Linked DNA regions of Mus musculus: region 2 is linked to region 1. A link is a contact called in ENCODE Hi-C data. All regions are on one chromosome and are shown on one strand. Each heading gives the region's core, a stretch centred on a gene start or an enhancer-like site at or near the end of the contact. The rest is flanking DNA. Distances are from core to core; before and after follow the strand shown.

The links. Hi-C counts contacts between places; a loop is a spot of excess contacts on that map.
Region 2: a map of left cerebral cortex shows a loop between it and region 1 (3-fold over the local background). The contact joins the promoter of Alk here to the promoter of Spdya in region 1. A Hi-C loop is called at or near these places in 2 of 37 maps with a recorded cell type or tissue (left cerebral cortex and v-Abl transformed pro-B cells).

What each region holds. Positions count from the first base shown.
Region 1 is chr17:71,549,902-71,554,935 of GRCm38, forward strand. It overlaps Spdya (speedy/RINGO cell cycle regulator family, member A), which reads left to right and starts at 2,160. Exons shown (of 7, transcript NM_029254.1): 1 at 2,160-2,240.
Region 2 is chr17:72,601,963-72,606,996 of GRCm38, forward strand. Alk (anaplastic lymphoma kinase) reads right to left here and starts at 2,345. Exons shown (of 29, transcript NM_007439.2): 1 at 1,066-2,345. The coding sequence starts at 1,747.

The DNA of each region.
Region 1 (5,034 bases), core at 910-3,409:
GTTATGTGCCTGATGCCTGCAGAGGCCAAAAGAATCATTGGACCCTCTGGAGGGATGGTTGTAAGCCACCATGTCCTTTAGAAGAGCAACCTGTGCTCTAAACTGCTAAGCCACCCTCAGCCCTGGGCCTCACATTCTTTGAAGGAGTTTCTACGTCCTCTCACTTTTCCTATCATGCACCACCAACTTGTTGCAGGCTCGGGGTTTCCCACTGGCACTGGTTCTGAAGTGACTCCGAGACTTAATTATTTATGAATAAATGCCTAGGCCATAAGTTTTGGCTCATTTTCCAACTAACTTATAACTTATATAATCTGTTTGTTCTAGTTTGTGTCTGCCACATGGTTGGTTACCTCTCCTCAGTTTCATATGTCCGTCTCCTCTTAGTCCAGGTGGCCGACCTTAACTGCTCTTGGATCTTTCCCAGAATCCTTTCTTTCTCTGCCAGATGTCCTACCTTCTATTTCCTGCCTCAGCTAACAGGTGATGCTTCCACACAGTACATAAGAGATTCTCTCTACAAGTTGTCACATCCTTGGAAGTGCTAAAGCACTGTGTGCACAGTTCCCAGTTTACCAATATCTTGCTTCATCCTCAATACATGCTTGTGAAGATACAGCTAAGATGAGGGAGCAGGTCCTCGGGATAACTGGGGTGGCTGGAGACTAAGAACTGAATTCTAGCCCAGCGTGGTGGCGTACACCTTTAATCCCAGCACTCGGGAGGCAGAGGCAGGCAGATTTCTGAGTTCGAGGCCAGCCTGGTCTACAAAGTGAGTTCCAGGACAGCCAGGGCTATTCAGAGTAACCCTGTCTCAAAAAACAAACAAACAAACAAACAAAGAACTGAATTCTATTTGGGTTCCTTACTTAAGGTACTTTCTGTTGTGCCATTTGCTAATGGACCTGAGATGTTTACTCATTTTCATTTTTAAAAATTGAATGCTTATGAGTGTCTTGTTTGCATGTATGCATGTGTGCTACATGTGTGCCTTATGTCAGCAAAGGCCAGAAGATGATGTTGGATACCCTAGAACTGTAGTTACAGGTGGTTGTGAGCTGCCACATGTGTGCTAGGAATTTGAGCAGCAAGTACTTTTAACCATAGAGCTGTCTCTCTATCCCTGAACCTGAGATCTTAACAACAGTCGAATTAGCTCCTACTCAAAGGGCTCATTGTATGTATGTTTAGAATATTTTTTACATTATTATGGAAACATACCTTTTCAGTGTACTTCAGCATCACGTAGCATCAGTTTCCTTAAGTTCCTGACTCAGTGTTTCTTGTTAGAGATTTTATAGGTGAATTGATAGCCTGAGAGAGGTTGAAGATCTAATGGGCTGGTAACACTTTTGTCTAAGCCATTAACATTACCATGACCTTGGTTTTATCTACTCAGTCACATTTTAAGGAAGTTCTACAAAACACTGAGTACAGGTAGCTAAAAGGGGGAAGATTCCACAACCCAACTCATGTTGTCTGTTAATCTCTGGATGTATGGACCAACCCAAAATTCCACAGAGAGTCTTAATTACCAGTTCAGTTACTAGTCTACTTGAGTTTGATAACAAGTCAGAACTGTATGGTGCTCTCATACTATATATATAAAGCAGATTCTGAATTGGAGGGGTGGGACTGGCAAGCGTTGATTATGCACCAGCTATATCCCAGGAGTCTCAGGAAGGCACGGGCATGACAAAAGGAGCATTTAGGGCTGTGAATGGAAGAACGTTGCCCTTTGCTCACTAAAGGCCACTTTATTTCACACCTTTTGAGCTAGCATGCGTGGGCTCTTTCTCCTCTTACACACTTGTGCACAAGGGAAGAAGCACCCAGGTCCAAGGCGCGAGCAGAGAGGCAGGGAGGGGGAACGGCAAGCAGCCCTGGTCCTTCAGGGCAGCCCAGTCCCCTCGTCCTGTCCGGGGCTCCTCAACCGCTCCGCACAGCCAGCGTTCGAGGGAAAGCGCGACCGCATCAAGATACAGAGAGCTGGAGCGGAATAACGGCAGAAGGCGGAGGCGACCCGGTCAGCGAGGGGCGGGGCGGGGCGATAGCGCAGGCCCCGCCCTCGGCGGTTCCCGTGCTCTGATTGGCTCCCGCGGCCGCGCGCTCCCGGCCCTCCGCTTGAGGTTCTTAGGCGGGTTTTGCGGCCTGCGGCTAGCGACCCAGCACGCAACCGCCTGAGGTAGATCGCTGAGGCGGAGGCTGTGGGGCCGCTCGCTCTTCGCCGGCCTGCGCAGGTACCTTCACCTGCCCGCCCGCCCGCCGGGGCCTGATGGCGGGGTTCTGGGTGTCGCCTGTGCCCTCCCTCTCGCTCCCACAGTCCTGCGTGAGGAGGCGGGGACGCCTCAGCCCCACATCCCCGCGGCCTCGAGCAGCCCCGCCGGCCCCAAGGGCCGGGCATCCCGGAGGCGGGGACGGGAACTGGCGGTGCGGGGCGAGAGGAGGGAGACCGGGCAGTGCGGCTCCGGCGGGTGGCGCGGGGTTGGTGCGCGGTGGGGAGCGAGGCTCGGCCTCTTCACGGGGCTGAGGGATGAGTCCTGCCGCTGTGTCCCGTGTCCCACGCCCCCGGCCCGAGTCCTCCCGGGCTGGAGTTCTGAGCTGTCGCGTCTCATCGCGACACCTTTAGCCACTTTCTCCAAAAGTACGAAAGTTTTCCTGCCTACCTGCCCCCTGTCGTCAGCGATTGACTGTCAGATGCTCACACGGAGAAACTATTTCTAATATATATATATGTGTGTGTGTGTGTGTGTGTGTGTGTGTGTATGTATACGTGTGTATACACACACACACATATGTAATATATATAGTAACCACTAGCCATACACATACATATGATCCTGTCGCCAGAGTTTCTTCAGATGCTTACAGAATTCAGCTGTATGTACCAGACAAACAGAACCCCAGACCTCACACACCCGGACATCGTCTTTATGAATTTTGCTGTGATTTTTTTTTTCCCAATGTTGGGTCGAATGCATGCCACTGAGTTGAAGGATCTTTAACTTTTATGTTGTGAGACTTTTCCTTCAGAGGTCCAAATCGATCAATATCTGCTCACCCTAGACAGGGCATTCGTGACAGAGCAAAGTAGGGATTCCACCCAAGTCCGCTTTGGTGAAGCCCGGGTTTACAAGGGTATCTGTGGGAGAGGGCTTACTGACAGATAGAGCCTGTGTGGCTCAAGCTGCGTCCCTGAAAAGTCCACCCAGCTCAGGGGAAGCCCTGGGAAAGCTGCCGTCCTTACTGCTTTAGAACCTTGGACAGGGGCCTGTCGACTCTTGGGAGTTGTTTATTTTTCTGAGTCTTGTTTCGTTACTTCGTCTTAAGCAGCTTCCCTTTAGGACAGAATGTGTCTTGTTTGGAGACAATCAGCGAGCTTCTCTTATTTCCCCGTTCACTCTTTCTCTTGAGAAATGCCTCATCGTTTTTTCACTTGTTCTTTATTTCTTCCCTCTTGCATTAGAACTCTTACTCATTGATGCATCTAAACAAAGAGCTAAATTTAAAAAAAATACAGCAAAGTAGAATTTGACACAGGCTGCAGTTTTTCTTCGTAAGCTCTTAACTGCACAAACTTTGATTCAGTCTTTATGAACTTTAGTGAATCTCTATTTGGGAATTTCAGCCATTTCCTTTCCCTGTTTTCTCAAGTCTTAGATGAAATAATCTGATACATGAAGTTTGCATTTTCTTATTTTGTTTCAATATAAAAACATTGTTTAAAAGTCACTTACCATTGAGTAAAACTTAGCTCCTGGACAATGTAGCACAGTGTTCTGCATTCTGATATATCTGTCTTACCTCTGAATCTAGCCCTGCCCTGGTCCTTTTTGAGAAACTTAATGACTGTTTGGTTTTTTGTTGTTGGGTCGTCCCCCCCCCCCCAGAAGAAAGGCAGATGAAGGAATCAAAAGACAAATAATTGTAGAACTAATTATAATTTCCATCTATTTTGGTTGTTGGTTAGTTCTGTTTGTTTCGCTTTGAGTTGTCCATGCTGGTCTTTGAGATATATGTTGTCCACGCTGGTTTCAGACTGAAGATACAGCTGTGGCTACAGATGCTGTGACTAGCCTGGTCTCAGACTAAAGATACTTTCCTCCCTCTCCCTCTCCCTCTCCTCTCCCCTCCTCTCCTCTCCCCCTCCTCTCCCTCCTCCTCCTCTCCCCTCTCCCTCTCTCTCTCCCCTCCTCCTCTCCCCTCTCCTCTTCTCTCCCCTCTCCCCCTCCCCCTCTCTCTCCTCCCTCCTTCCTTCTCTCCTCCTCTCCCTCTCCATCCCTTCTTTCTTCCTTTCTACACCACACACACACACACACCCCTACCTCTTGCATTCCTGCTGCCTTCTAAGGCCAGGAAAGGGCATTGAATCCCCTGGAACTGGAGTTGGATGCTTATGAATCACTATGTGAGTGTTGAGATTCAAACCTGGGTTCTGTGGAAGAATGGTGAGTGTTCTTAACTATTGAGCCATCTTTCTAGGCTCTCTGCCTAATTCTTTATAATCTAACCCTACACTGGTTAATACAGTAACCACTAGCCATATGTGACCATTAAACACTTGAATTTGTCCCGGTACAACAGAAAAGTTTGATTTTTACTTAATTTAAATATAAAATGAAAGGAGTGTAAAATACTATCCTATATAATTTTTTTTTGTTATTGTTGGTTTTTTTTTCAAGACAGGGTTTTTCTGTATAGTAGCCCTGGCTGTCCTGGAACTCAGTTTGTAGACCAGGCTGGCCTTGAATTTACAGAGGACCGCCTGCCTCTGCTTCCCAAGTTATGGGATCAAAGGCATGTGCCATCACTGCCCAGCACTACTTCATTTTTATATGACTGTATTTCAAACTATTTACTAATCAGCATCAAAACTGAGACATGTATAAGGCATTAAAAATCTACCAGACTTAAATGATTTAGGATTTCATTAATGATTTCAAAATGATTTCATTAATTTTATATTGATTAGATGTTAAAATTATATGTTAGCTCTATTGTATTAGATATACAAAAATTAACTTCCTTTTTTTT
Region 2 (5,034 bases), core at 1,095-3,594, 1.1 Mb after region 1:
TTCAATGAAATCAGTGTGGGCTTCTTTTTAAAAGCATGATTTCTCTTTCTGCGGTTTTTCTCATTCATTTACATTGCATATTTAATTCATTCACAAGTCCTTCCCCTCACGGTCTTCTGAGAGACACACTCATTCAAAACCACCTGGCTTGCCATTCAAAAGACACTACTGCAGAGTTAGAAGTAAATGCTTGCACATACAGCCCCTAATGCGGTGAATTTTGGAAGAAATGGGGGAAGTAAATGAAACAGAAACCTCACTCCAGGAGCCTCCAGCAATGAGAGCCTGCCAGAGCTCTCATCCAGAGCAGCTGCTACACACATGCAAGCTAAGACTCCCAGGGCAAACAAAGGGGGAGGCAGGAAAGGCAACTGTCTTGCTTCTCCCCCCGAAGCAAAGTAACCTCAACAGTTTTCATCCCATTCCCTACAACTCTCCTGCCCCTGTTCCTTAGTTCCTCTGGGACTTTCCTGGGACATCTGAGAACATCGAGAGTCTGAGTGTGTAAACAGTCTGGAGGTGGGAGTCCAATGTGGCAGAATGAATAATTAAGGAAAAGAGAACCTCTGGGTTAGCCAGCACTGGAGAGGAGGGACAGGGACAGGCAGTTGGCTGAGACTCAGTATTAAGGGGAATTCTCTATTCTCTGGGAAATTCGACCACATTCTCCAAATAGGTGGTCGTCTAGAAGAGAAACAAGAGTCAAGAAAAAAAGAGCAATAGTGTGAGGTCCCGTAACTTGGAACTCGGGCGTTATAGGGACGTTTCAGCCATTCTCAGAGCTCAGGAAGGAGGGCATCCAATTATGATCCAGTGGGATCGTGTGTAAGTCAGTGGAAGGCATTCTGCCAACACTGGAAAACTTTTCTCCCAACTTGGTTGCTAGAGAGAGAGAGAGAAGGTTCTATTGGGAAGTTACTATGTTTAAGCACATAAAAAGAAACCACGGGTCTAAGTTCAAGTACGATGAAAAGGGGGCTAGAAGAATAAGAGTTAGTTAGCAGTGTCTACATGTCGTATAACTAAAAATGCAAATCCCAACACACTCTAGTGGGAGCTGCTCACCCGTCCCGAAGATCTGGAAGAGAAGGCGGGGCTGGGAGGCTCGGATCGCACTGGATAGCCTTCCCTCCCTGCCCACTTCCGATGCCTTCTTCTCAGGCATCAGGCGGATCCTCAGCCTCCCTTCGCCGTGGAGAATCCACCAGCTGAACAGCTCGCTGAGGTTGAACTGGAGTATCCCCACAGCCGCTACCTCCTCTGGGGGACCAATACAGCCTTCAAGAATCGTCTCCTCGCCCAGCTCCAGCACCAGCTGTTTGGCACGCCTGAGCTTGCGCACCGAGCCTCCCTTCAGCACCCTGGACAGCGTCGGACCCGCCTCGGGACTAGGAGAACTGGCTCCATCTGCCCAGGAGATTCCAGGCAGTGGCCCCAGCAGCCTGAGCAGAGGCTCACAATCCAGGGCCAGTGATCCCCGCGCCTCCAGCCCGCCAGCCTCGGGCTCCGAGGGGGACCGTGGCTGCGGTAGCAGCAGGTCTCGGGCATAGACGCGGAAGAGCGAGGGTACAACGAAGTCCACTGCCAGACTCTTCCTCTGCAGGCGCGAATAACTGAGCGGCTCCCGGGGCTGCAGAGGAGGCCCTGAGGCTGGGGAACCCGCGCGCTGATCGGTTGCAGCTCCGGAGTACGAGGCTGCTGCCAAAAGCAGTGGAGGCAGCAGCCACAGGAACCCAGCAGCTCCCATCCCGCTGGAGGGCGAGTTTACACTAGTCTCCCTTCCCTTGCTGGTCCAGCCTCGCCCTTCACTCTCCCCCAAACAGGAAAGGGCTCCAAATAGTCCTTGGTCCTGAATGGCTCCTTCCACTAGATCTCAGGGACTGTGTGTACACTATAGAGCGCCCTTGCTTTTCCCAAGCTACAAGGAGGCGAGAAGGGTTCTCAGCAAAACGGAAGACAAAGTCAGGGGGTAGTTCGGAGACAGTGAGACACCCTGGGCTCAACAGCTGGATCCTGCGCCTCTCGCCGTGCTGCGCCCCATTTGTAGAGGCCTTTGCTCAGGGACCAGGGAGGTGGCAATTAGGTACCGTTCAAGGAGCCCTCGGCGACCAGAGCTCTCCTCTTAGCTTCCAATCTTCTGCAACTTTCCAGGCTGTGAACCGTGGCTCCGAGTCGGTCACTGTCTTGCCCACGTCCTCCGCTCCTGTCACCTCCTCTGCGCTCCTTCCCAGGTCTAGGCAAGGACCACCGGAGGGGGCTGCTTTCTAGCGCCCCCTCAAGTGACCTCCGCTGCAGGAAGTCTTCGGATCGATCACCCTGCCCGCTGAACTTCTGGGCGTGAACACGAGCTCTGCGTTGCGGAGAGGAGGCTCCCGCTGCCTCCACGCGCGCAAGTTTGCAGCGTCCTTGCCGTCACCGACGTCTTGGTTCCTCGGAGTTCACTCCCAAGCACCCGGGCGGCCCTGGCCGCTGGCGACTAGTGAAAACATTCCGGGCAGAGGAGCCCGCAATGTAGCCAGCCCCCTCCTCACCTACCAGCAGCGCCCGCGGTTTTGTTGACTGGCCAGGGGGCGAACGGAAAACGTCTTACTGCCCCCCCGAGAACCGCTGGACAGAAGCAGCGGGAGGTGCCAGTTGCCACCGCTGCTGCCGCCCCCAGAGCCGCTGGATCGCATCTGCCTGGGCGCCCGCCACTTGCAGCTGGCAGTGCCGCGAGCGCGCGCCGAAGGGGGGCGGGGCCTCCGCGAGGGGCGGGGCTCTAGAGCGAACTCAGCGCAGCCGCCCAGCCCACGCAGCCGGCCCCGCCCCCTTCCAAGCCCGCCGGCCAATGCCGCTGCGAGATCTGCTCCTATGCAAATCTGCAGAGGCCTCAGTATTCATTGAGAAAAGCACCAAGCCCGCCCCGCCTCCCGCTGCTGGTGCCTGTTCCTTCCTCCAGATTGCCTGCCCTATTTCTCCGCTGTGCGAACAAGAGAGTATTTTGGATAAATGGGAAAACTGGAAGCGATCGTTGCAACCAAACACTCTGTCTAATTATACATTTAACAGATTAAATGTGTCCGACTTCAGAGGAGCAGGTTCCGGAATAAATCTGGAGGCAAAGAAAAACCAGAAGGAGGCAGGGGTAGCGAGGCCCTGCAAGATTCAAGAGCCTTGGAGCCTTGAAAGGGAACCTTCTCCAACACTCCTGTTATTTGAAAGCATTCCTGAGAGCCTGAGTTGTTCTTCTTCGGCTTTAGCCGCAACAAATGCTGTCAGACCTGTCAGCCACTTGGTTTTCTCATAATGGTGTCTGCACAGGTTTCCAGACAGAAACTGGGGATGAAACTCAGAGCCTTCTATAAGACAAGCGAACGCTCTGCCGCTGAGCAACCACCCCACCACGACACTATTTGTTTATTCACTTTTTTTATTTTGGCCTTTTTTGAAATACGACCTCGTTTTTGTAGCCCAGGCTGGGCTTGAACTCACTACACTGCCTAGACTGACTAGGAACTCTTGGAAATCCTGTTCCGGCTTTTCAAGTGCTGGGATTTGGGATTACAAGCATAAACCACCACACATGAGACGGATATTTTTAATTCCAGTTCTGGATCATTTGCTCATGTGAGACTTCCAAGCCCACCCTCCAGTCCTCTTGACTGCTACTTTGCCCTAGCGGTCCATGAGTAGCAGGCCAGAGGCTATGGATATGACTCTGTGGAAGAAGGTTGTGTGGGGCGGTGGCACACACACTCAAGGCCTTCTATTTATTCACTTACTTAAAATGCCAGGTTCTCCCTCCAGTCTCCTTTTCTTTCAGATAATGGCTGTGTGTCACCAGAAGCCCAGATAAGGGTAAGTTTTAGTTCACACAAATTTCTCAGTCCCTTCTCTCCAAGGCTGACTGTCTCACTCATGCTAGCTCTCCCAGTGTCCCAGTACATTGTCCAGTGGACCCTCCCTCACCCAGCTCTAAGAGATGCAGTATCTTGCTCACTGCCCCACATGCGAGAACAGCCAAGTGGAGACCCTGCTCCTTTAAGGCCAGGGTCTTTCCCATAACTGTGCTGTCATGATGAGCAGTGAAACCCTAAAGACAAAACCAACCAATCAAACAAACAAACAACACTACTTCTCAGTGAACGTCTGGCTTTCAGCCGTATATGTGAAATACTCATATGTAGCCAACTTAATTGTTTAAGGGATGAGATTTGAAAAAAAGAGAATTAAAAAAAAATGCTCCTATCTTGGGGAAGGAAGAAGACCATGGAGTTAATTATTTTCATAGTATGTTTGGGTTCTCATCAAATTTTCTGCTGTGAAAACCCTCAGGAAAAAAATCTTTCTATCTAAAACGTGAAAAGGATCAAAACACTAGCCCCTTCACACCCCTGTTCCATGTCTTTCCTGTCTGTATAACTCTTGTTCAAAGGCGAATTGACTCTTAATCTGTCAAGGACTGTGAATAGGCCTCTGAAACCAGTGGCCACTAGGGGGCAGCAGAGACTAGAAACTCAACCTGGATTAGCCATCAAGGTTCTGAACGCCCTGCCAAGGAGCCCTTAACTTGCTTTTGTATCTCATGGAGGGAGCATGTGTGTGTGTGTGTGGGGGGGGGGGGGTGTCTCAATTAACTCTCATGCCTTATTAACTCTCTCACTTCTCCCAAGGAGAAACACGTGCCTTTCCCTGAAGATTAAATTATACTAACTCAAAAATGACCATGTCCCCTATTTGCTTGGTAATTTTTTGGCTATTGATAATTTATCAGACACCAAGCATCTGCGTCTACAAATGTGTATGTGTGTGCATGTGTGTCTCACATCACACAAGTAGCCTTTTGGGAGGACATAGCAATTACTAATATTTCCATGAGAGGAGGAACAGTTAAGTCTCAGAGAGGCAAAATAAATTGCCCAAGATCAAACAGCAAATAAATAACAATGTTAGAATTCAAACTAGTGATTCTTTTTCTCAAAACAAAAATCATACATCCCATTGAGACAAATTAGGCCTTCTCATCGGGACAACTATAATTTTGACATTGTTATC